Linked DNA regions of Homo sapiens: region 2 is linked to region 1. A link is an interaction called in ENCODE POLR2A ChIA-PET data of the cell type or tissue named here. Cell type or tissue: A673. All regions are shown on one strand. Links, peaks and the distances in the headings refer to the core of each region. The heading gives the core; the rest is flanking DNA. Region 1 overlaps ATG13 (autophagy related 13). Region 2 overlaps AMBRA1 (autophagy and beclin 1 regulator 1).

Evidence for each region. Peaks named below come from ENCODE experiments on the same cell type or tissue, not always from the same donor. Only the 100,000 strongest peaks of a DNase experiment are listed, where the experiment ranks them.
Region 2: POLR2A ChIA-PET joins it to region 1 with 17 read pairs; 6 of 35 experiments call an interaction of 5 or more read pairs at or near these places.

The regions. Positions count from the first base shown.
Region 1 is chr11:46,658,425-46,666,424 of GRCh38, reverse strand. ATG13 (autophagy related 13) reads right to left here. Exons shown (of 19, transcript NM_001346311.2): 11 at 6,940-7,033; 12 at 2,330-2,428; 13 at 1,466-1,576; 14 at 906-1,042. Among named protein-coding and RNA genes, the nearest start is that of ARHGAP1, 38 kb to the left of the region's middle. In A673, for the core only: no CTCF peak of the experiment used is centred there; no DNase peak of the experiment used is centred there.
Region 2 is chr11:46,545,811-46,562,843 of GRCh38, reverse strand. AMBRA1 (autophagy and beclin 1 regulator 1) reads left to right here. Exons shown (of 18, transcript NM_001387011.1): 2 at 14,344-14,598; 3 at 14,969-15,027; 4 at 15,548-15,731. The coding sequence starts at 14,464. Among named protein-coding and RNA genes, the nearest start is that of AMBRA1, 40 kb to the left of the region's middle. In A673, for the core only: no CTCF peak of the experiment used is centred there; DNase peaks (open chromatin) are centred at 7,270 and 8,483; H3K27ac peaks cover 1,719 bases.

The DNA of each region.
Region 1 (8,000 bases), core at 1-8,000:
CAGCAGAAAAAGGAGATCAATCCCAACTATAACACAGACATACTGTGGCCCAGACTTCAGGGCCATGGTCAACACCCTGTTCTGGTCCTTGGGAAACACTAAGGACTGACTCCAAGGATATAAATCTTGGGGTAAGAGAAAAACATCTGACAACCCCTTTACTGGATAAGGGTGACAAGAACCGAGCTCCTGCTGTTTCCCGTTGGTACTGAAGTTCCACGCCAGCTTCCTGACATCCCAGCAGATATATCAGATTCTTACCAGGGAACTTCAAGGAGTCTACACTTTTTCTCTTTCATTTAAAAAAAATATTTTTGAGGCTGTGCGTGGTGGCTCACGCCTGTAATCCCCGCACTTTGGGAAGTCAAGGCGGGAGGATCACTGGAAGCCAGGAGTTCGAGACCAGCCTAGGTAATATGACGAGACCCCCCATCTCTACTAAAAATACAAAAATTAGCCAGGTGTGGTGGCACGCGCCCGTAATCCCAACTACTCAGGAAGCTGAGGCACAAAAATCACTTGAACTCAGGAGGTGGAGGTTGCAATAAGCCATGATTGTACCACTGCACTTCAGCCTAGGCAACAGAGTGAGACTCTGTCTCCAAAAAAAAAAAAAAAAAAAAAAAAGGAAAAATAAATTTTTTTGAGAGACAGAGTCTCACTATATTGGCCAGGTTAATCTCAAAATCCTGGCCTCAGGCAATCCTCCCACCTTGGCCTCCCAAAGTGCTGGGATTATAGGTGTGAGCCACCACTCCCAGCTAGGAGTCCATGCTTTGGGCTCAAATGCCATGTCCCAGCCAATGCTGAAAGTTACTCTTTACTAATTCTAAATAAGCACGTGTGTCAGGGAGCCCAGGCCCCTGGCCAGCCTTACCAGAGACAGAGCCAAAATGTGAACTCACCTACTGGAGGGTGTGGCAGCACAGTGGGTTCTGTCAGAAGGGGTGCAGGTTGCCAGTCTCTCCTGGTCAGCCTGGGTACCATGGACAGGCTGGTTGGGAGCAAGGGGTACCCCACCTTCCTTCCCAGGAACCATCAGCTTTGGGGAAAAATGGAAAGAGACAGTGAATCATGGCATGCCAGGCAGGAGGGGAACTTCACATTCTAGCATGATGGTATCTGCTTTTGACTTTTCCATCACCAACGCTGCCACCAAGTAGGCAGCAATCCCTGGATCTTTATCCTCTCTGAAACTCAGTTAATGGAAGAAATGCACGGTAATGACTAATGACTACAGAGGAAAAAGGAAATGGAGAAAAATCCTGGAAAAGTCTTCTTTCCTTTCTGAAGTCTAAGAGGCTCCTTCCTCTCGAGTCACTTTTGGTCTCTGAAGTCACGAAAGAGTTTTGCTTCAGAATATAGCACTTAGAACATATCCCTCTGCCTTGAGAGACCCCTCAATTGCCTCCGGGCAGGGGAGGCAGCACTGGAAACCCATAGTCCTCCCCATCTTTAAAGATACCTGGTGAGGGTGTGTAGCATTTAAGCCAGCAGCAAACACTACTGGATAAGCCAGGTCAGCTGATCCAACGCCCAGGGCAGCAGGCTGATAGGAAAGGCGAGAGCTTGAGAGCTAAGCAAGAGAAAAACAAAGAGGAGAAAAGGAAAGGCAAGGAAAAAATAGGCAATCCCAGAGCGTGACAAACAAGATGGCTCAGTAGAGAGATAAGGAATGGCTCCCGCCCACATGCCCACAGTGCAGGGGGCCTGACGTGATAGGGGTTAGGGACAGATGAGGCCGTTATTAGAGAAGAAAACACAGACTTGTTTGTACTGGGATTGGGATTCCAAGCTGTGGAGCTTCCCAAAGGCCTCAAATAAGTTCCTTGCTCCCCGTTTTCCCAGGGGCTGAGCTAACTGTTTCAGTGCTAAGCCCAGCAGATGTGTGGAGCACAAGCCTGCGCAGAACTGGTAGCCGAAGTCACCAGGTTCTCCAAAGTCATTCTATTCTCTCCTTTGTCCTGAGGCCCCTTTGACATAGAAAGTCCTCTTCTCTAATCACACCCTCCATCACCCCTGGGTATGGGAATGTTGCTATTTATATTGAAAAAAGACAGAATACCAGTTGTGAGTTGTTTATTTAAAAATCTGATATAAATAACTCCATGTATTTTTCACATCAATGGTAGGAGGAGGGGCAGATGAAAATTCCCTATTTTAGGCTGTTGGGCCGTGGCTGTGTCCTATTAAAATCTATTACCAAGCCTCAAAATAATCCCACAGAACACTTGGGACATTTAAATAACTGTACCTTATAATTTATTTACAATTTTTAAATAAAAGGATGCCATCTGATTATATCCCCTTCTTCCCATTATGGACTCACTTGATGGGAAAAGGCCAGTCCTGCCATGGGGACCCTCAGGGTGTCCGTCACCACAGGAGTAGGGGTCTGAAAATGTGCCTTTGTGACAGTAAACACACACTGTGCACAGACACACACAGAGACAGGAGAAACAAAAAAAAAAAAAAAAAAGAAAAGGGACTTGAGAAAGAAGTGAAGAAACTCTGGAAGGGGCAGTAGCAAGAGAGGCCAGAACTGACACTGGAGTCAGGAGTGAAGCAGGGCAAGGGCGTGGGGCTGTCTTTCCAAAGGGACAACTTGGAAGATTCCTAGAGTGATGTTTATTTCAGGGCATTCCATGTATGCCTGTGTCCCTGATAAGCAGTTAGAAAACAAAGCTGAGGTGAGCTGGCTACAACTTGGCAAAACAGAGAAACTTGAGTCAACCATTAGTCTGTCTCTACTCAAAAAAGACAGGAAGTCAGACAGCAGCTTCCAACAGAAAGGTCTGACTGCAGATGCAAGGTGTGCTGAAGATGAGTAAGGATGCGGGGCTTGTAATGTTCAACTGAAAGCCTTTTTCAGGAAACCCAGAATCTGCAGGACAGTTTCAAACAGCTGAAGGGGTGGCTGGAACTTGAAGAAGCTCAGATGCATGCTTCCTACGTCATTCCAGGGAAGACAAGTGGGTGTGCAGGGGTGTGTGTATGCGTTCTTACAGTCCCTGATGGCATAGGTGAACCTGATGAAGTAAAAAGCTGGGGGCATGTTGAAAACTCTTATGATTTCAAAGCTACTTAAGGGCATAATGATTATGGTCATGATGATTATTTTGGGTCTTACTGTTCCATTTTTTTTTTTTTTTTTTTTTTGAGATGGAGTCTCACTCTGTCGCCCAGGCTGGAGTGCAGTGGTGCGATCTTGGCTCACTGCAATGTCCACCTCCCAGGTTCACGCCATTCTCCTGCCTCAGCCTCCTAAGTGGCTGAGACTACAGGTGCCCGCCACCAAGCCTGGCTAATTTTTTTGTATTTTTAGTAGAGACGGGGTTTCACCGTGTTAGCCAGGATGGTCTCGATCTCCTGACCTCGTGATCCGCCCACCTCGGCCTCCCAAAGTGCTGGGATTACAGGTGTGAGCCACCGCGCCTGGACTGTTCCAGTTTTAAACCTGACCGATTAGCTAATTAATGCTTAGAACTAGAGGCAGGACCTTAGGCCACACAGTAGGTTCATTTCTAGACTCAACTCTGTGCCCAAATGGCACAACGATCCTTATACTGTTGGCAAAACCAACAACATCACATTAACATGTATTTACTGGACTCCAGCAAAAGCTCCAATAGAAGTTGCTGAATTGAGTAATTATGCAAGTCACTAAGAAAAATACTACATTATTAACAGGAATAATATTAACAGGAATGAGGAGAAATGATAGCAAATGACTGTCTCTCTACTGCCAAGAGAAATTAGGTTCAAAATTGAGTATTTTTGTACCAAATTGTACCAGCCTTGATCAGAGGTCCCCAGGGAGTAATGATGACAGGGCTCACTTATGGAGTGCAGACTGTTGATAAGAATTTGGTGTGATCTAGTTTTAAATTGCAATAAGACACAATAAGAGACAGTTACCATTAAAAAGATAGCCTCTAGTCACACAGGCATACAAACTTTGATGCAAACACCAGGTGCAGAAACTACTAAACTTCCATTTACTTTTAGGTTCAACTTTCCATTGTATCAGGGAAACAGACAAACTGATTTGGTTAAGGCCTAGTCTCACCATCCCTCATATCTCGCAAGTTACAACTTTATTATTTATGAATCTATTACTTGTAAAACAGAACTGCTTACTGAAATTTAAATTTGACATATCTTTTAGAACAGCTGGGATGAGCTTATAAAAATAAAAAGAAAAATATTAGACATATCTACAAGTTAATTACCTAAAAACAACAACAACAACAAAAAACCCTGCTTCTATTAATGTGCACTAGGAAGAAAGTAGGTCTTTGTCTGCTTTTTTTGTCAATGCTACTCTGTGTCAGTAAGCATACAAGAAGCTCCCCTGACCAGATCACTGCTGACATTCATGCCTACATATGTTCATGAGAGCAGGGGAATGACAATTCTCAAACCCCCAAACTAAACTGTTCTGGCAACTTTAGAACAAGAATCTCTTTCACCCAAAACAAACTAGGACAATAGAAACAATAGTGATCCATGGATTCTACAACATCAATCACAGACATTAACTCCTGCTTTTGAAACAGATTACAACTGTGAGTTTATTATTTTATTTTTTTTTGAGACAGGATCTCGCTCTGTCACCCAGGCTGGAGGGCAGTGGTGCGATCTCAGCTCACTACAGCTTCAACCTCCCAGGCTCAGGCGATCCTCCCAGATCAGCCTTCCAAGCAGCTGCAACTACAGGTTTGTACCAACACACCCGCTAATTTTTTTATTTTTGGTAGAGACAGGGTTTCACCATGTTGCCCAGGCTGGTCTTGAACTCTTGGGCTCAGGCGATCCTCCCTCCTTCCTTGGCCTCCCTAAGGGCTGGGACTACAGGCATGAGCTACTGAGCCTTGCAGAACTATGACTTTTTTTTTTTTTTTTTTGAGACGGAGTCTCACTCTGTTGCCCGGGCTAGAGTGCAGTGGGGAAATCTTGGCTCACTGCAACCTCTGCCTCCGGGGTTCAAGCAATTCTCCTGCCTCGGCCTCCTGAGTAGCTGGGATTATAGGCGCCCACCGCTAGGCCCAGCTAATTTTTTGTATTTTCAGTAAAGAGGGGGGTTTCACCATGTTGGCCAGGCTGGTCTCAAACTCCTGACCTCATGATTTGCCTGCCCTGGCCTCCCAAAGTGCTGGGATTACAGGCGTGAGCCACTGCGCCCGGCAGAACTATGACTTTAATCCAATATCTCCTCCAACAACCAAAGATGGAAAAAATTTTTTAATTTTTGGAATTACAAAAACAGTACTTGGGAGACTGAGGTGGGAGGATGGTTTGAGCCTGGGAGGCGGAGGCTGCAGTGAGCCAAGATTGCGCTACTGCACTCCAGCCTTGGCGACAGAGACAGACCCTGTCTCAAAACAAAACAAAACAAAACAAAAAACACAGAAGGGCTGGGTGTGGGGGCTCAAGCCTGTAATCCCAACACTTTGGGAGGCCAAGGCAGACAGATCACTTGAGTCCAGAAGTTCAAGACCAGCCTGGGCAACATGGCAAAACCCCATCTCTACAGAAAATTAAAAAAATTAGCTGGGCATGGTGGCATATGCCTATAGTCCCAGATACTCCGGAGGTTTAGGTGGGAGGATCACCTGACCCTGGGAGGTCTAGGCTGCAGTGACCCATGACTGCACCACTGCACTCCAGCCTGAGTAACAGAGTGAGACCCTGTTTCAAATTAAAAAAAAAAAAAAGGCCGGGCGCAGTGGCTCACACCTGTAATCCCAGCACTTTGGGAGGCCGAGGCGGGCGGATCATGAGGTCAGGAGATCGAGACCATCCTGGCTAACATGGTGAAACCCCATCTTTACTAAAAATACAAAAAATTAGCCAGGCGTGGTGGCGGGCACCTATAGTCCCAGCTACTCGGGAGGCTAGGCAGGAGAATGGCGTGAACCCGGGAGGCAGAGGTTGCAGTGAGCTGAAATCATGCCACTGCATTCCAGCCTGGGTGACAGAGCAAGACTCCGTCTCAAAAAAAAAAGGGAAAAAGAAAAATTGAAAAAAAAAAAAAACCAACAACAACAGTAAATAAAAACACATGGACAGCTAATGAATTTGTCTGGTCCTCCAAATAAGAAGTTGAAACAGGAGAATCTGGGCTGATTTAAAGGCAAGTAGAACTGAGGTAGATCTAGAAGAAACCATCTAATGTGAAAGTCAAAGAGGAAAGCAATACTTAATGCAGGCAGAAGAGGAATCTGGAGGCAAGGAAGCTGAGGATGAGTGACTTGTGGTGGAAGGCAAGAAATGTGCCCCAGCAATTCAGCCAGCTGCAAAAATGACTGTTTAGCCAAAGCAGCCTTGGCGCCACACACATTACACAACAAGACCACAGGGGTGCTTTCTCTGGGGAAGCTGACAACAGTGTTTGGAGCCTGTGTTTTATGAAACTGGGTTTGCCACTGAAGACTGAAGTGGAAAAGTTAATGGTTAAAAATGTCTGGATAAGGAATACACACAAGCAGAAATCTGTGTCAACTATAAAGAAAAGCTGTACTACTGGTTTCTCCCTGTCATTTTATGCTAAATAATTTTTGGCTCTTTGGGGCCTCTTCCATTATTAGAAATGAAATTTACCACTCAATAGAGAAGTAGCTATGAAGTTAACAAGTGTAAGTTAGACAAAATCTCTGGTGTCAGAATGCATTTGGAATTCTGTGACTGATGTTCTAGGGAATTTTAAGATGTCACCAGGAAGGTAAGGGCTAAATGTAATCTTGAAGGTTATGAATAATTACAGACTAGAAATACTATCTTCTGGACAAGAAGGCTCTCTCTTACCCCTCAAAGTAACCCCTTTGAAACAATCACCACCACTATTAAAAGGGATTGTAGCTAAATTTGGACACCATTTCATAAAGCCCATATATATACCAAATAACTACCACCACCCCAGAACCTGCTTCCCCCTACCTGGGATGGTGGGGAGGTGGAAAAAGAGGTGGTACACACTTCTTGAGAGTCTTCTACAGACGGGTATATTACTCCAGTGTCCTCACCAGCAGTTCTAAAGTGAAAAGAAAGAAATAATGAATTTTATGGTGGTGGCAGTCAATTTCAGAAAGGCTATAAAAGGTGATTAGATAGAGATGGGACCTGTGCTAAGAACGGTTTCACACAGTTCGTACTGGCAAGAAAGGCATGTGGAGTCCTCAATAATTTCAAACATTCCAGAGAGTGGCACTCAGAGGTTTGACAATGTTTTGTTCTTGTTTCTCATTTTTAAGACAAGGTGTCACTCTGTCACCCAGGCTAGAGTGCTGTGGCATGTCTCACTGCAGCCTTCCCAGGCTCAAGCAATCCTCCTGCTTCAGCCTCGAGTAGCTGGGACTACAGGAATGTACCACCATGCTCAGCTAACTTAATTTTTTGTAGAGACAGGGGTCTCCCTCTGTTGCCCAGGCTGGTCTTGAATTCCTAAGCTCAAGCAATCCTCCAGCCTCAGCCTCCCAAAGTGCTAGGATTACAGGTGTGAGCCACTGCATCCAGCCTGTTTTTTAAACCCAAACATCTTACCTGACCTATTATTTGAGAGAGCATTTTCTTTTCTTTTCTTTTTTTCTAAATTGGTAGACTCACTCACACCTGTAATTCCAGCATTTTGGGAGGCCGAAGCAGGCGGATCATCTGAGGTCAGGAGCTTGAGACCAGCCTGACCAACATGGAGAAACCCCGTCTCTACTAAAAATACAAAAATTAACCGGGCGTGGTGGCGCATGCCTGTAACCCCAGCTACTCGGGAGGCTCAGGCAGGAGAACTGTTTGAACCCAAGAGGTGAAGGCTGCGGTGAGCCAAGATCATGCCACTGCACTCCAGCCTGGACAACAAGAGTGAAAATCCGTCTCAAAAAAAAAAAAAAAAATTGGTAGAAACAGTGTTTCACCACATTGCCTGGGCTGATCTCCAACTCCTGGGCTTGAGCAATCCACAGATCTCAGCTTCCCAAAGTGCCGGGATTATAGGTGTTAGCCAC
Region 2 (17,033 bases), core at 4,559-12,558, 110 kb after region 1:
GGGCAACAAGAGTGAAACTCCTTCTCAAAAAAAAAAAAAAGAACCAATGTTGCATTATATTTATTATACTATTAATTTATAGGAAAAATTTAAGTTTCTCTTGAATTCATATTTTCTCAGGCTCATATTCATAGAAAAATAGAAAGTGATCCTAAACTATTGATTTATCCCTTTAATCTGCTCCCCCACCCGCAAACATAACACATATAGTAGAACCCTTCTCAATAAGTGTCTCCACTATCCACTTGGGACTTAGGCCCAAAACTTAGGAATCACTCTTCATTTCTCTCTCACACCTCAAATACAATGCATCTGTAATTCCCTTAGCTGTTTCTCCAAAATATATTCTGAGTATGACTATTCATCTCTTATATTGCTATAACCCTGGCCCAAATTCCCATCATCTTGTCATTTCCTTAGCTAAAATCCTCTAATAGTAACCCATTACACTTAATAAAATCCAAATTTTATCATGGTCTGCTAGTACCAACCTGTCTTTATTCTCTTCCTTGTTAGTGGTGCTCCAGCCATGTTGGCCTTATTTCCGGCCTTCACATGCGCTAAGCTTACCTGTTAGGGACCTTAGTACTTGGTACTCCTCATCCTCCTTGAAATATTTTTTTCACCTGCCTCTTTTCTCAAGGTTTCTATTTCAAGATGCCAGTCTTAACTCAAATGTCATCTCAGAGAGGCTTTCTCTGGCCACCCCAGGTAAAAGGGTGTGTTGTTTTCTTTCACCTGCCATATTTTCTTTCTAGCCTTTTTCAGTACTTGAAAGTATTGTTAATATTTAATTATATAAAAATCACATAAGCTTTTGGGGGGCAAGAATGTTCTTCTTTACTATAGTATCCTCAGTGCCTAGAACAGTGCCAACATAATACCTGCTTAATCAATGCTTGTTGGTTATTTATCAGTGCTTTTACATCCTTCCCCATCTTTAAGTGTTCTTTATTTGGAAAGTTGGGGAAATGGAATCCAGCTTCTACTCAGATTTAAATAACTAGGTTCTTAAATCTAATGCCTTCTTTTGATTGGCTAAGAAATGTGATTGGCATGGTAGGGTGGCATGTCGGCCTTTTAGCATAAGAACTCTGTGTTTAATAATTTGACTTCTTTTCTTGAAGCCTCGAGGGAAATTTTTTCTTTCCCTATTTTAGTCAGCCAAGAACCTGACCTGGGCTGACTATAAGATTGGAAAACACTGAACACAGTATCTACTAAGCCAAGCAAGGACTGGGAGTGTAGCTCTGGTACTATCTGAAGGAAAAGCCTGAATTCAAATCCTGCTTTGGCTCCAGACTCATCTGTGAATCTAGATGAATTTCTTAACCTCTTCCAGGTTTTGTTTTTCTTATTTGTCTGATGAGTAATCACATCTGTCCTAGGACTTGTGAAGATTCCTGGGTTAATGTTCTCAAAGCTTTTTTTTTTTTCTGACAATATTCTTTCCTTTTTTTTTTGAGATGGAGTCTCACTTTGTTACCTAGGCTGGAGTGCAATGGCATGATCTCGGCTCACTGCAACTTCCACCTCCTAGGTTCAAGCGATTCTCCTGCCTCAGCCTTCCGAGTAGCTGGGATTACAGGCGCGTGACACCACGCCCAGCTAATTTTTGTATTTTTAGTAGAGACAGGGTTTCACCGTGTTGGCCAGGCTAGTCTCGAACTCCTGACCTCAGGTGATCCACCTGCCTTGGCCTCTTAAAGTGCTGGGATTACAGGTGTGAGCTACTGCGCCTGGCCCAACAATATTCTTGCTGTAGCTCCAGGGGTTTCCAGGAAGAATTGGGGGCAATGTGGTGCTCCCAGGAAGGAGTTGGATTCTTTCTCAAAGACTATGCAGAGAATAGAAAGATGTGATCCTTTATGATTTGAAATCGGCCCTACTCCAGCCTCCTGATATTGTTGGTGGATGAAAGGTATATTGTTGCCAAAGTCATTAGGTCTGTTTGAGGCAGCTGGTTTCAGTTTCCGTTTCTGGGGTTAAGCTGTTTTGCCTCTGAAATTTCTTCCATCAGAAGCTACTCTTTTTTTGTTGCTTGCTAATAGGAAATCTTTTGCCATTTCTGTACATTTAAGAGTAGCCTTCTTGGTCTTCTTGATTCTTTTGATAGCTTGAAACCAAAAAATTGAGCTTCAGTTTCTTCTTGGTTTAGTGCTTTCCTCCTTGTTCTTCCTTCCGTTTTTAGGAGTTCTTGTGTTCTCAGCACACTGTTTTCTCCAGAATAATTTGCAGATAAAACTTCCGTTTCTTTTTTCTTCATCCTTCTGAGGTAAGTGGGAGTAAGGAAAATTGTCAGTCTCAAATTTGGGTCTTATTGCTTTCTATTTCCGGTTTTGATCACACTTTGTTTTGAGCACAAGCTTTCCCGTGTTTCAGACATTAGGCAGCATCATTGTGAGTTACTTTAGAAAGCTCTAGTAAGCAAAATCTGTAGCAGGAAAGCTGGTGCTTCACTTCTCCCCCCTTATTATAGTTACAGTAATTAGAATTTACTCAGTTTTGTATCTTCAAAACATTTTGTAAAATTGTTAGCCCATTTGTGATATATCCTATACAGAGGTCGGTCTTATTTTGAGTTTATATATAAAAAACTAATGCTGCTGCCTGTGTGCAGTAGAGGTGCAGGTTCTGTCTGTTGACAGTTTATTTCTGGGATTTTGGCTTCTTATAAAGAAAGGGACTGTGTATAATTTTAATTGATTGATCTTAGTTCTGTTGAATTATTTGTTTTCAATTTGTCAGGTGGTTAATTAGAGATAATGTAATCTGTGGCTTTTTATAATCACTGTAGTTTCCTTTGCAATCTTTCTCTTAGAACTGTAGGTGCGAGACTTCTTTGTGTGAACTTCTGTTTATCACATACTCTGGTTATTGTTCTATCTTGAGTTTTACTTTGAAAAGTAATAATCTTGTCTTGAAATTTTATAACCCATTTCCCCTAAGATTCTCCAAGGATTTTATTCCTTTAAGATAGAAGGAAGGTATTATTACTTTCAGTTTACATATTGGAGGAAAACTTGAAATTCAGCGAGGATATGATTTGTCCAAGATTATATAACAAGCCAGCGATAAAAATCAGTTATTAAAGCTTCTTACCTCTTAGTCTTATCTTTATTTATTAAATCACTGATTCTTGTTATAAACTTGACTGATACTCCTATATCCCCAGATTGCAGGATCAGCTTTCTTAGGGAGTAAATTAGGATGAAGGTTTTGTATTTAGTATTCTCAAGCTCGAAAGGTGTAATATCCCATATTCTCATCTCTGCTATCAGAATATCCACTGTCTCTGTACTTTGTTCTTAATATTCTGTGTTTCAAATAGGAGGATTAAAAAAATTTTACTGCCATTTTTGAGGTTATTTTTCTTTCTTCTTCCCTACTTATAGTTGAGGTAGTGATGGATTAGTCCTTTGCTTACTCTCTTGCCTGGCCCTCTCGTGATCAATGACATGTGCGTAATGAAATGACTGGCTGAAATTAGGTTGGTAATGGTGCAAAGCCTTGTCTTTACTTTTCTTTTCTTTCTTTTTTTTTTTGAGACAGGGTCTCACTCTGTCATCCAGGCGGAGTACAGTGGCGTGATCTCGGCTCACTGCAACCTCTGCCTCCCGAGTTCAAGCAATTCTCCCACCTCAGTCTCCCGAGTAGCTGGGATTACAGGGGCGTGCCACCACGCCCATCTAATTTTTGCATTTTTAGTAGAGACGGGGTTTCACCATGTTGGCCAGGCTGGTCTCGAACTCCTGACCTCAGGTGATCCACCCGACTCAGCCTCCCAAAGTGCTGGATTACAGGAGTGAGCCACTGCACCCGGCTTAGGTTTTTCTTTTTAAGGTATTTGACTTGTAGAAATTGAATTTATGACTTTGAACTCATAACCACCACACTTTTTAAAACTCTAGATGTTGCTGTTTATGATAGTTTTGGGTTCATTTGGGATCTTTTCACAACTCTGAATATAAGTAAATACACATACTCATGCTCTTCTACGCTAGACATTGTGCTAGGTACTGGGACTATGACAGACATGTTTTTTGCCCTCACAGAGTTTATAATCTACTTAGGAAGAACGAGTCCTAAGAAAGGATCACCAGTGTGATAAAATAAATTTATTTTGAGATATCTTTGGTTACCTAAATTTATTAATTTCCATATTTTCAGAAAAACTTCTTGTTAGAGTATTGAGCAGATAGTGGGTTTTCTGTAGAAAATTCTTGATATTTGTCAGCTAGATATTAGTAGATACTAGGTAGGTAGTGGTTTTTTTTTTTTTTTTTTTTTTTTTTGAGAGGGAGTCTGGCTGTGTCGCCCAGGCTGGATTGCAGTAGTGGGATCTCAGCTCATTGCAACCTCCACCTCCCGGGTTCAAGCGATTCTCCTACCTCAGCCTCCTGAGTAGCTGGGATTACAGGCATGTGCCACCATGCCCAGCTAATTTTGGTATTTTTAGTAGAGCTGGGGTTTCACTGTTTTGATCAGGCTGGTCTCGCACTCCTGACCTCGTGATCTGCCTGCCTCGGCCTCCCAAAGTGCTGGGATTACAGGTGTGAGCGACTGCGCCCGGTGATATTAGGTTAGTAGTGTTTTAGTTATCTATTGATGTACAAAAACCACCACAAAATTGGTGGCTTAAAACAATAAAGATTTATTTTGTCTCATAATTACTCAGGTTAGGAATTTGGGCAGGACTTGTCTGGATGGTCCTTCTCCCCTGTGTAACATCAGTTGTGCTTTGTGCGTCTGCTTTCAGCTGGTGGTTGGGCTAGGTTAGAAGGTCTAAGAAGGTTTCACTCATTTGCTTGGTATCTTGATAGTCTTCCACGTGGCTTCTCTCTCTCCACATGGTATCTTATCATGCAGGTCCTCTCTGAGTCTTGCTCAGTCGCCCAGGCTGGAGTGTAGTGGCACAAGCTGGGCTTACTGCAACCCCCACCTCCTGGGTTCAAGTGATTCTCTTGCCTCGGCCTCTCCAGTAGCTGTTAGTACAGGCATGCATCACCATGCCGGGCTATGTTTGTTTGTTTTTTGAGTCAGGGCCTTGCTCTGTCACCCAGGCTGGAGTGTGGTGGCATGATCAGGGCTCACTGCAGCCTCGACCTCCTGGGCTCAGGCTATCCTCCCACCTCAGCCTTCCGAGTAGCTGGAACCACAGGCACATGCCACCATGCCTAGCTAATTTTAAACAATTTTTGTAGAGACAGGGGTCTCACTATGTTGACCAGGCTGATCTTGAATTCCTGGACTCAAACAATCCTCCCACCTCAACCTCCCAGGGCAGGGATTACAGGTGTGAGCCACTGTGCCTGGCTGGTTTTATTTTTTGTTTTTAAAAAGGTGACAGTGGTAAGATCTTTTATATGAAATGGTTTGGAGACCTCTACAGTGGACGGTCTCATTTTGCCTAGAAGAATTTGTTTTAAATTTAATTTGTCTGACTGTTTACAGGGCTTTGTGGCCTAAACTTTTTATTTTTAGAAATTAAATATTGTGTGTTCTTATTACCATTTTCTTTCTTTCTTTTTTTTTTTTTTTTTGAGATGGAGTCTCACTCTCTCCCCCAGGCTGGAGTGCAGTGGCGTGATCTCGGCTCACTGCAACCTCTGTGTCCCAGGTTTAAGTGATTCTCCTGCCTCAGCCTCCTGAGTAGCTGGGACTACAGGCACATGTCACCATGCCTGGCTAATTTTTTTTTTTTTTTGAGATGGAGTTTCGCTCTTGTTGCCCAGGCTGGAGTACAATGGCACGATCTCTGCTCACCACAACTTCCACCTCCCGGGTTCAAGGGATTCTCCTGCCTCAGCCTCCTAAGTAGCTGGGATTGCAGGCATGCACCACCATGCCTGGCTAATTTTGTATTTTTAATAGAGACAGGGTTTCTCCATGTTGGTCAGGCTGGTCTTGAACTCCTGACCTCAGGTGATCCACCCGCCTCAGCCTCCCAAGGTGCTGGGATTACAGGCATGAGCCACCGCAACCAGCCCTTATTACCATTTTCATACTAATTCTTCATTACAGAATGAAGCTATTATTCTACTATAAGCATTTTTCATATGGTAAATATTTTGATCCTTGTGGTAGCCCTGTGATATACATACTATCAATAGTCACATTTTATGGATGAGGAAACTAAGGTACAGTCAGGTTAAGTAACTATTCCTAGAAATCAAGATACCATCATATACCAGGAAAAGGATGGAGCTGGAATTCAATCAACCATTCTGACTGCGGGGCCCATATATATGACTATACATATTGACTGTAATTTGGATGTTATGGATAATAACAATAAAATAAATATCACTCATGACTTCTCCATCTAGAGTTAACCAGTTAGCACTTTGCCATATCCTTGGATATCTTTTGCACACAATAGATACACAATTCAGGGAATAGTTGGAGTTTTTCTGCTTCTAGGTGTGTTTGCCTTCGGGAATGTGTTGTTTACTGTTCTAAATTTATGATGTTTTTCCCCACATTCTCTGTACCCCTGTAAATTCAGTCTAGTGTAAGAGTCACACAAGAGCTGTATGGAGTCAGGTGTGGGTGCTGGCTTGTGGTGCTTACAGTTTGAACTTTGGTTCTATATGATGTTACTTGAAGTATCCTGAAATGGCCGTAGGAAAGTCCTATTAATAAAAACAAAGCTGCCAGTCGTAGAAAACCCTGTGTATTTCCATCCATATGGAGTTTCCAAAGAGTACTGGGGCAGTTTTAGGCTTCTAATTAAAAGCCTGAAATTTTGTAGTTAATTTTCCATTTGGGTGAACTTTACTTATGCAAGTGGTCTTAGAATTAGTATTTAAAGGATTTTTTAAAAAATAATTATATCCTTGGGTTAAATCAAGTTATGGAATATATGTCAGTATTACATGGTTGGTTTGACTCTTAGACTTTGCCCACATGGGCATAGTGAAGTGGAAGAGAGATGCAGTTACTCAAATAAATAAGGAGATTGGACTCCATTTTAACAGCTTCTTGCAGGTCTATAGGTTTCTGAATCACACTCCTAAATGCAATAGGAAGGGGAAGATTTGGGGTATGAATTATTAGTCAGGTTTTAGATACAGCTATAAATTGTTGGTTCTGGTTTTTAATTCACTTTACTAAACTATGTAGAGGGAGCCCAAATCACAATGAATTATTTTTGCCACATAAACATACTTTATTTTCTCCCTGAGCACTTTTTACTTTGTTTTCTGGTAACAGCCTTTGACATAATTCTTAGAAATCTGCTACTCTTGGGAATTGTGGTGTCTCTGGGGTTTCAGTTGGCCCTATTGTTTGGTGAGGGAAACCATAGTGAACCTCAGAGAGGATTCAATAGTAATAAAAACAACAGAAACAAGATTCATATTTCCACAGCTGTTTTCTTATTTGGAGTCTCATAACAACCCTATGAAGCAGACATTGTGATCATGTTTTACAGAGGAGGAAACGAAGCCTCAAAGAGGTTAAGTATCCCCAAAGTCGTATAGCTAGAAGGTGGAGTAAAATTCCTGGCATAAGATAATCAGATTGCACAAGGAACCTCTAAATCTAACTTCTAATTCCCACTGGGTTGTGGCATACTCTCTAGATGGTTTTTATGAGTAGTTGTTAAATATAATTGTCTCTTAGAATTAAATAGAGAAAATCTGGAAAGGTGATTGCCTTCTCACCTTTGGAGAGTACTCAGTCATGTTATTGGGAGTGGGAGTATGTGTGTGTGGAAATGGGATGGAATCTTGGCATTTGTCTTTTTGTTTGTTTGTTTGTTTTTTTAAGACAGGGTCTCACTCTATTACCTGGGCTGAAGAGTGCAGCGGTGCAATCATGGCTCACTGTAGTCTTGACCTCCTGGACTCAAGCAACCTTCCCACCTTGGCCTCCCACCATGCCTGACCGGCATTTGTCTTATGTACATATCCTAGCCATGTCTTTTGCTTCTACTTGGATAAGCTTTTGGTGATTGAGAATTGATTTTGGGGACTGTGTGACGGTATCACAAAGACTATTGTTGGTAACCTTTGTCTCAGTCTGCTTTACTTTAAGGGACAGATTGGGAAACTTGTTTCTTCTTCCTTTTTAAAAGAGGAATGAAAAACACAATTGACTGGCATTTTCTCCTCATCAGCAGCCCTGTGTGACTTCAGTTTGACTTAGCTCCCTTTGTTCTTTACAGGGAACAGAGTAAAATCTCTTCTCAGGTGGCTGGTAAGAGCATATCAGGAGAGAAGTCCCTTATCCTTTTAAAGCAACAGCAAATATTTTTCTTCAGATGAAAGAGAGATTGTGTAATTGTTTTACTCCCTCTGACTTCTTCCCATCAGTAAAGCTTTCTCTTGTTTGAGCTGTTAGTGTGTTTAGGTCCCTGGAAATTGATAGAAATGTTGTTTGGTAATCCTGATCCTTTGATTTTTTTCTTGGTATTGATATTTGTAGCTACTCTTTCCCCTTTCTGAATCCTGTAGGAATCTGAGGTTGCATCACAGTTTTCTGAGTCATACAGTACTTGTGACCTGTATTTTATTGTTCCTCTTGAGTAACAGGAGGTCGGAAGGTCGGTTTTTTTTATTTTTTATTTTTAGGAATTGGACTGCTGCTGTTTCCACCACACCTTGTAAGATTATAAATGGTTTAAGTGTATTTCTTTGAAAGTGCCTTTATATTGCACTGTTAAGACAAAGGACTCTCAAGATGTTTCTTCTGAACTTTTTTATATTGGGTAAAAGAATTGCAGTAGAGGGTTAAGGTAAACTAATAGGAACTGTATTTTTGGCACTTTCCTGGTTAGTAATTAATCACTTATGTGGCAGTTTGACCGAAGGGCTACCCTGGGTTCAGGTCTAGATTTCTGATCCTAATCTATGAGTTGTCAGGGTTACTAAGGAGATGATTTCCTTCCAGTTAGTTCATCCTTAGCCTATTCAGGAAGTTGGCCTGAAAATGTTGATATTTTCAGTACATATTTATGCACTAATAAGTGATGAGAGCTGTATCATGAGGATACAGGCTAGAATTTGTTTCTTTGTCACTCCTTAGGTAACTCTGTGCTGTGTAGGACTAGGAACTTGGTGAGTTTTTTTGTTTTTGTTTTTGTGTTTTTTTTTTGAGATGGAGTCTCACTCTGTCACCCAGGCTGAAGTACAATGGCACGGTCTCAGCTCACTGAAAGTTCCACCTTCCAGGTCCAAGCGATTCTCCCAACTTAGCTTCCCAAGTAGCTGGGACTACAGGCATGAGCTACCACGCCTGGCTAATTTTTGTATTTTTAGTAGAGACAGGGTTTCACTATGTTGGCCAGGCTGGTCTCGAACTTCTGACCTTGTGATCTGCCCGCCTTGGCCTCCCAAAGTGCTGGGATTACAGGTGTGAGCCACTGCACCTGGCCAAACTTGGTGTTTTCTTGCTGTGAAATCTTTCTGACTTTTACATCTTAGTACTCCAGTGAGAGAACTCCTTCAACACAGGCTGTTAATGTTTTTTTCTGTCTGTATTTGGATACATCTGGTTGTGTACTCTTTAGATTGCAGCCTTTTGTGAAATGTAAAGAGCCAATTATTGTTTGGCTTTTTACAATAAATAGTTATTACTTTTTAAAAAAGTGAATGGTGGCCGGGCGTGGTGGCTCACGCTTGTAATCCCAGCACTTTGGGAGGCTGAGGCGGGTGGATCACCTGAGGTCAGGAGTTCGAGACCAGCCTGACCAATATGGTGAAACCCTATCTCTACTAAAAATACAAAAATTAGCCGGGTGTGGTGGCAGGCGCCTGTAGTCCCAGCTACTCGGGAGGCTGAAACAGAATTACCTGAACCCAGGAGGCAGAGGTTGCAGTGAGCCGAGATCGCCCCACTGCACTGCAGCCTGGGTGACGGAGCGAGACTCTGTCTCAAAAAAGAAAAAAAGTGAGTGATGAGGTTTGGGCTTCTGGTAATAATAATTTTTAAAATTAAAAAGTGAAAAAAAAATAGAAACTTGCCTATTAAAATTATTAAATCACCAATAATGCCACTACTGAGAGACAACCATGGTTAGTATTTATTGTATTTCTTTTGTATCCTTTTTCTCCTAATATTTTTTAAACAAAGTTGGGATTAATACTGCATATAGAATTTTGTGTTCTTTTTTCACTTAACATGTACTTACCGCATAATTTAATTTTTTTTTTTTTTTTTTGAGACAGAATCTCGCTCTGTTGCCCAGGCTGGAGTGCAATGGCACGGCTCACTGCAACCTCCGCCTCCCGGGTTCAAGTGATTCTCCCGCCTCAGCCCCCTGAGTAGCTGGGATTACAGGCGCGTACCATCACGCCTAGCTAACTTTTGTATTTTTAGTAGAGACGGGGTTTCACCATGTTGGCCAGGATGGTCTCGATCTCTTGAACTTGTTACCACCCACCTCAGCCTCCCAAAGTGCTGGGATTACAGGTGTGAGCTACCGTGCCTGGCCTTTTTTTTTTTTTTTTTTTTTTTTTTTTTTTTTTTTTGAGATGGAGTCTCACTCTGTCACTCAAGCTGGAGTGCAGTGGTGCCATCTTGGCTCACTACAGCCTCAGCCTCCTGGGTTCAAGCAATTCTCGTGCCTCAGCCTCCCAAGTAGCTGGGATTACAGGTGTGCACCACCACGCCCGGCTAATTTTTGTATTTTCAGTAGAGATGGGGTTTCGCCATGTTGGCCAGGCTAATACCGAATTCCTGACCTCAAGTGATCTGCCTGCCTCGGCCTTCCAAAGTGCTGGGATTATAGGCGTGAGCCACCATGCCTGGCCTCATTTAATATTTAATTTAATTTATTTTTTTGATTAATTAATTGGTTAATTTTTTTTTGGAGATGGAGTTTCACTCTGTCACCCAGGCCGGAGTGCAGTGGTGCGATCTTGGCTCACTACAACCTCCGCCTCCTGGGTTCAAGCGATTCTCCAGCCTCAGCCTCCCAAGTAGCTGGGATTACTGGTGCCTGCCACCACGCCTGGCTAATTTTTGTATTTTTAGTAGAGATGGGGTTTCACCATGTTGACCAGGCTGGTCTCGAACTCCTGACCTCAGGTGATCCGTCTGCCTTGGCCTCCCAAAGTGCTGAGATTACAGGCATGAGCCACTGCACCTGGCCTAATTTTTGTCTTTTTAGTAGAGTAAATTTTGTATTTTTAGTAGAGTAGGTTTTGCCATGTTGGCCAGGCTGGTCTCAAACTCCTGACCTCAGGTGATCCGCCCACCTTGGCCTCCCAAAGTTCTGGGATTACAGGCGTGAGCCATCGCGCCTGGTGTCGTTTAATATTTTAAAGAAAATTTTTGATAAAGATAACAGATTTACCTTTTTCAAAAACTAAAATTTCAGCACCTAGTGCAGTGGTTTGCACCAGCCTGGGCAACATAGCGAGACCCCATCTTTAAAATAATTTTAAAAGTTAGCTACTCTGGAGGCTGAGGCAGGAGGATTGCTTGAGCCCAGCACTTTGAGGCTGCAGTGAGCCATGATTGCACCATCGCACTCCAGCCTGGGTGATAGAGTGATACCCTGTTTCTTTAAAAAATAAAAATAAAGTCCCCACAAACTAACTAAAATTCCATTTCAAAAACACTGACAGGTATTAATCCATTTTTGTTTCCATTTATCTAGTCCCTCCAGTCCCCAGCGTGTTACCATTAGTTTTTCTTCTTATTCAAAGGTAGCTTTACTCGATATATTGTTTTGTACCTTGCTTTTTTTCTCTCGACAATATATTTTGGACATCTATTCTTTTTTTTTTTTTTTTTTTGAGGCGGAGTCTCACTCCGTCGCCCAGGCTGGAGTGCAGTGGCGCGATCTTGGCTCACTGCAAGCTCTGCCTCTCGGGTTCATGCCATTCTCCTGCCTCAGCCTCCTGAGTAGCTGGGACTACAGTCTCCTGCCACCACGTCTGGCTATTTTTTTTTTTTTTTTTTGTATTTTTAGTAGAGACGCGGTTTCACTGTGTTAGCCAGGATGGTCTCGATCTCCTGACCTCGCGATCCGCCCGTCTCGGCCTCCCAAAGTGCTGGGATTACAGGCGTGAGCCACTGCGCCTGGCCTGGACATCTGTTCTTATCAGTAGCCAGAGAATCTTCCTTGCCATAGATTAGTCATCCAGTACCCTTTAGATGGACACTTGGTTATCCTCAGTTTTTGCTATTGTAAGCAATAAGACAGAAGTAGTAACTACTCTGCACCAATTTTTAAGGGAAATTTATTATTTGTACAAGAAAGCCAGCTAATACATGTAGAAATAATGATAGAATTAGAAAATGAATATTTTCAGCATCTCCCCCCATTAAAAAAGTACAAGAGAGAATCATCAATGAATGCTAACCCATTAAGTAAAAAGTTGAGAAGTAATAGGATATTTACATGATGCCAAATAATTGCCACAGATTGCTAATTGTAAAGGGGGAGATATTCCTTTATAAAGAGAGGTCTGGCTCTTAACAACCTCAACCAAGTAATCATCTTTCTACAAATGATCACTAATGATGGTACAGTCTGAAAATATGTGCCACCTGATGTACTCCACCTTGAGGTATATAGGCACATCAACTGTGACGCACTGTCACCAAAAACATTTAAACTAATGAAGGTTTTAGACCTAACCTGCTGTTTACAGGAAATAAAGGTATAGAGAGGCAAGCTAAATGCTACTATGAGGAAACAATCAGTTGAGTCTAGGATGTAAGGCATTCTAACAAGTCAACTCTCCTGATCTTTTAGAAAAGCTAGTGTCGGCTGGGTGCAGTAGCTCACACCTGTAATCCCAGCACTTTGGGAGGCTGAGGCGGGTGGATCACCTGAGGTCAGGAGTTCAAGACCAGCCTGGCCAACATGGCAAAACCTGGTCTTTACTAAAAATACAAAAATTAGCTGGGTGTGGTGGCAGGTGCCTGTAATCCCAGCTACTCCGGAGGCTGAGGCAGGAGAATTGCATGAACCCAGGAGGCAGAGGTTGCAGTGAGCCGAGATTGCGCTGTTGCACTCCAACTGGGGCCACAGAGTGAGACTCTGTCCCCCACCCCCCCCAAAAAAGAAAGAAAAGCTAGTGTCACAAATAAATGAAAACATAAACAAAACAAAACATGGAGGCCATTCTAGGATAAAGGAGACTAAAGAGACATAAACGTCCAAAGTCGTTGCTTGAGTTTTGATTAGAGTCTGGATTTTTTTTAAGTCAACCATAAATGAAATTTTTTGGACAATGGGGAAAATTCGAATGATAATTGAAGTATTAGATGATAATTGGTATAGTATTGTTATTGTGGTTATGAGGCAGAACATCCTTCTTCCTAGGAGTTGCATAATGAATTAAATATGCAGGGTTAAAGTGTCTTGATACCTACTGAAATAATTCCAAAATTATACAAAAAAAACACCAACCTCAATGTAACCATATCTCTATCCATGGAGATAGATGAGGCAAATTTGGCAAAATATTGACAATTCTTGAGTCTAGGTGGAGAATAGTGTATGTTTATTGTACCATTCTTTCAACTTTCCTATATTTTTTAAAACATTCATAGTGGAGCTAAAGAAACAATGTCACAGTGGATAACACTGTATATATGTAGATATTCTTTTGAAATACCATTTTATCAGGCTTACATAGTCCATTGTATAGACCACAATTTGTTCTTTAATCATTACACTTGTGTGTATTGTGCTGCTAGTTGCCATTTTAGTAGAATTTTAATTTCTGATGAAGTTTTCTCCTTGTAAGTCTTGTGGTAGATGAGAAAAGGAGCCTGATTTTTTTTTTTCCTTCCCTTTCCTTCTCTGTCCTCTACCCTGGATCTTTAGTGGAGAAGAGAAAGAGAAAATGAGTGAGAAAGGTACTCCTAAATAATCTTTTTTTTTTTGAGATGGAGTCTTGCTCTGTCGCCCAGGCACTGGAGTGCAATGGCACTATCTCAGCTCTCTGCAACTTCTGCGTCCTGGGTTCAAGCAATTCTCCTGCTTCAGTCTGATGAGTAGCTGGGATTACAGGTGCCTGCCACCACACCCGGCTAATTTTTGTATTTTAGTAGAGACGGGGTTTCACCATGTTGGCCAGGCTGTCTCAAACTCCTGACCTCAAGCAATCCAATCTCCTTGGCTTCCCAAAGTTCGGGGATTACAGGCGTGAGCCACTGTGCTTGGCCTGATCCTTTCTTTAGCTACAAGGTTGAGCTATGGAGAATATGAGAGTATGAAATATTTTTGGAAGAAAAATTCTGGGAGGAAGGGTCTTTTCTGAGAAAGTGTCATTAAATAGGAAAAGTATAATTTCCCTTTTGAGCTAGAATTGTATTTGCAATTAGAAGCTTCTCGTTGCAGAAGTCGTTCTTTGACATTATTCTTTGTTCCTTAAGATTTCCATGAGGACAACTTACAAGGACCTGTATGGCCTCATTTTAGCTGCTTCAGTGTGTTGGAGCTGTTACTTGCTCCTTCATTTCCTGGGCCTGGTGTGACAGTGGCTACTGAGCGCCATGAAGGTTGTCCCAGAAAAGAATGCTGTCCGGATACTCTGGGGGCGAGAACGGGGTGCTCGGGCCATGGGAGCTCAGCGGCTTCTGCAGGAGCTGGTAGAAGATAAAACCCGGTGGATGAAATGGGAGGGCAAGGTAAGGAAAATGGCTATATTTCACATAGGATTTGTGCTGGTGATGGTAGAATGAGACCTTAGAATGGGTTAACAGCAGAGAGTTGGGATATATTTATCTTGTGTGGGAGAGTTGACATATCTGACTTAGGGAGTTGTTTGTAAATTTGAAAGAACTAATGTGCTAGAAATATCTTTTTCCTTTAGAGCTAGACAGTTTTCCTGAAGGTAATTTAGGTTTATCTCTCTCAATTTGTAGCTTGATCATTGTCTCCAGTTTTTAAGCCTACACTGTGAATGCTAATCTAGAATGGTTAATGTGCTTTTGAGATACGGTGAACCATGGTCTACAAATCATGTATTTTAACTTTTTTTTTTTTTTTGTCTCCCAGAGAGTAGAACTGCCGGATAGTCCACGCTCTACCTTCTTATTGGCCTTCAGCCCAGACAGGTACTCAGTATTTATCTATAACTTAAGATTTGTGATAACAGTGCTTTCTGTATATTTGGCCTGGCTTGATCTTCCAAGTCAGTCCCTAAAGTCTCTCTGAAGTACTGTATGAACAGCACTTTGGCCCCGTGTCGGAAAGGGAAAGAAAGTAGATGAGCAGTGCTAACCTGAAAAATCATGAGAACAAGCAAAGGAAACTGAGAGGATCAAAACTTGGAAAGTTTCTCAATAACAATCATTTGCCTGTGTGATACAGCTCACCAGTGGTATGATGGTTTTTCCAGTGGGAAAAAATATTTTCCGAATGTGGCATGTGTCATTTGGGGACAGTGTGGACAAGCCAAAAGCTTTTAAAGATCAGAATATTTCTGTTTGTAGATATACTGCCTAACATACAAAGCTTAGTTTCTTTCATGTTGGGATTGGCAGGTAGCATCAATATTCTATGTCGTCCAAAGTTGATAAGATTGGTTACCCTTCCACATGCTTCTGAATTCAGTTCTACTCTTTGATTTTCTAGGACTCTCTTAGCCTCCACCCATGTGAACCATAATATCTATATTACGGAGGTGAAGACTGGCAAGTGTGTTCATTCCCTGATTGGACACCGCCGTACTCCATGGTGTGTCACTTTTCATCCCACCATCTCAGGCCTTATTGCTTCTGGCTGCCTAGATGGGGAGGTTAGGATTTGGGATTTACACGTGAGTATTTCCTTAAGATACCCTTTTCTTTTGGTGTTCTAATTTTTTTTTTTTGAGACGGAGTCTCGCTCTGTTGCCCAGTGGTGTGATCTTGGCTCGCTGCAACCTCCGTCTCCCAGGTTCAAGTGATACTTCTGCTTCAGCCTCCCAAGTAGCTGGGATTACAGGCATGTGCCATCATGCCTGGCTCATTTTTGTGTTTTTAGTAGAGACGGGGATTCACTATGTTGGCCAGGCTGATCTTGAACTCCTGACCTCAAGTGGTCTGCCTGCCTCGGCCTCCCAAAGTGCTGGGATTACAGGCATGAGCCACCATGCCCGGCTTCTTTTGGTATTCTAAATGCAGAGACTTGTTTACCATTGGTTTTTTAATTCTGGAAGAGCCTAGCCAGATTCTTAGGACTACATCTGAATATATTGTTGTAGACATTGCCCACTTAATTAATAGGAAGTCTAATTCCCTGTCTTCCATTCCTTTTTTTTTTTTTTGCAATAGCTTAAGCATGCCCTGAGATTGTCTTCCATTCTTGCTAAGATGAACATCTACTTTTGCTTCCTTCAGCCCGTTGTGACATAGTACAGGAGGCTCTAAGATATGTTCAGGTTGGATTTCTGTTGTCTTAGGGCATCTTTGCCTAAGTACAGATATTCCTGTACTCCGATCATGATCATCAAAGCAAGATCCTCTTTGTCCTAGTAACTGGCTAGCGGGTTGTCTTGCACCATGTTGTGCACCGAGCTTGAGTTTTTCTCAGGCTTTGCATGGAACTGTGGGCTGGGCGCGGTGGCTCACGCCTGTATTCCTAGCACTTCAGGAGACCAAGACAGGAGGATTGCTTGAGTTCAGGAGTTTGAGACCAGCCTGGGCAGGATATTATACCAAAAATATTATACACAAAATTATATAAAATTAGCTGAGCATGGTGCCATGCGCCTGTGGTCCCAGCTACTTGGGAGGCTGAGGTGCGAGGATTGCTTGAGCCTAGGAGGCAGAGGTTGCAGTGTGCTGAGATTGTGCCACTGCACTCCAGCCTGGGTGACAGAATGAAACCCCCTGTCAAAAAAAAAAAAAAAAAAAAGAAATAGGAACTGTGTATATATGCTTAATGCTTGTAGATTGTGACTAATTTGAAGAACTGAACTGATTGTATAGTATTTATCTGATAAATTAGTGGCACTACCAGATCGCTGATCTTCTACATCTTTTTACAGAGGATGTATTTAAAGTAGTCCCTAGACATAGTCATTTTACCTTAAATGGACCTTTCTTGAAATTGACTTCCCAGTGTGCTGGTAGCTTGT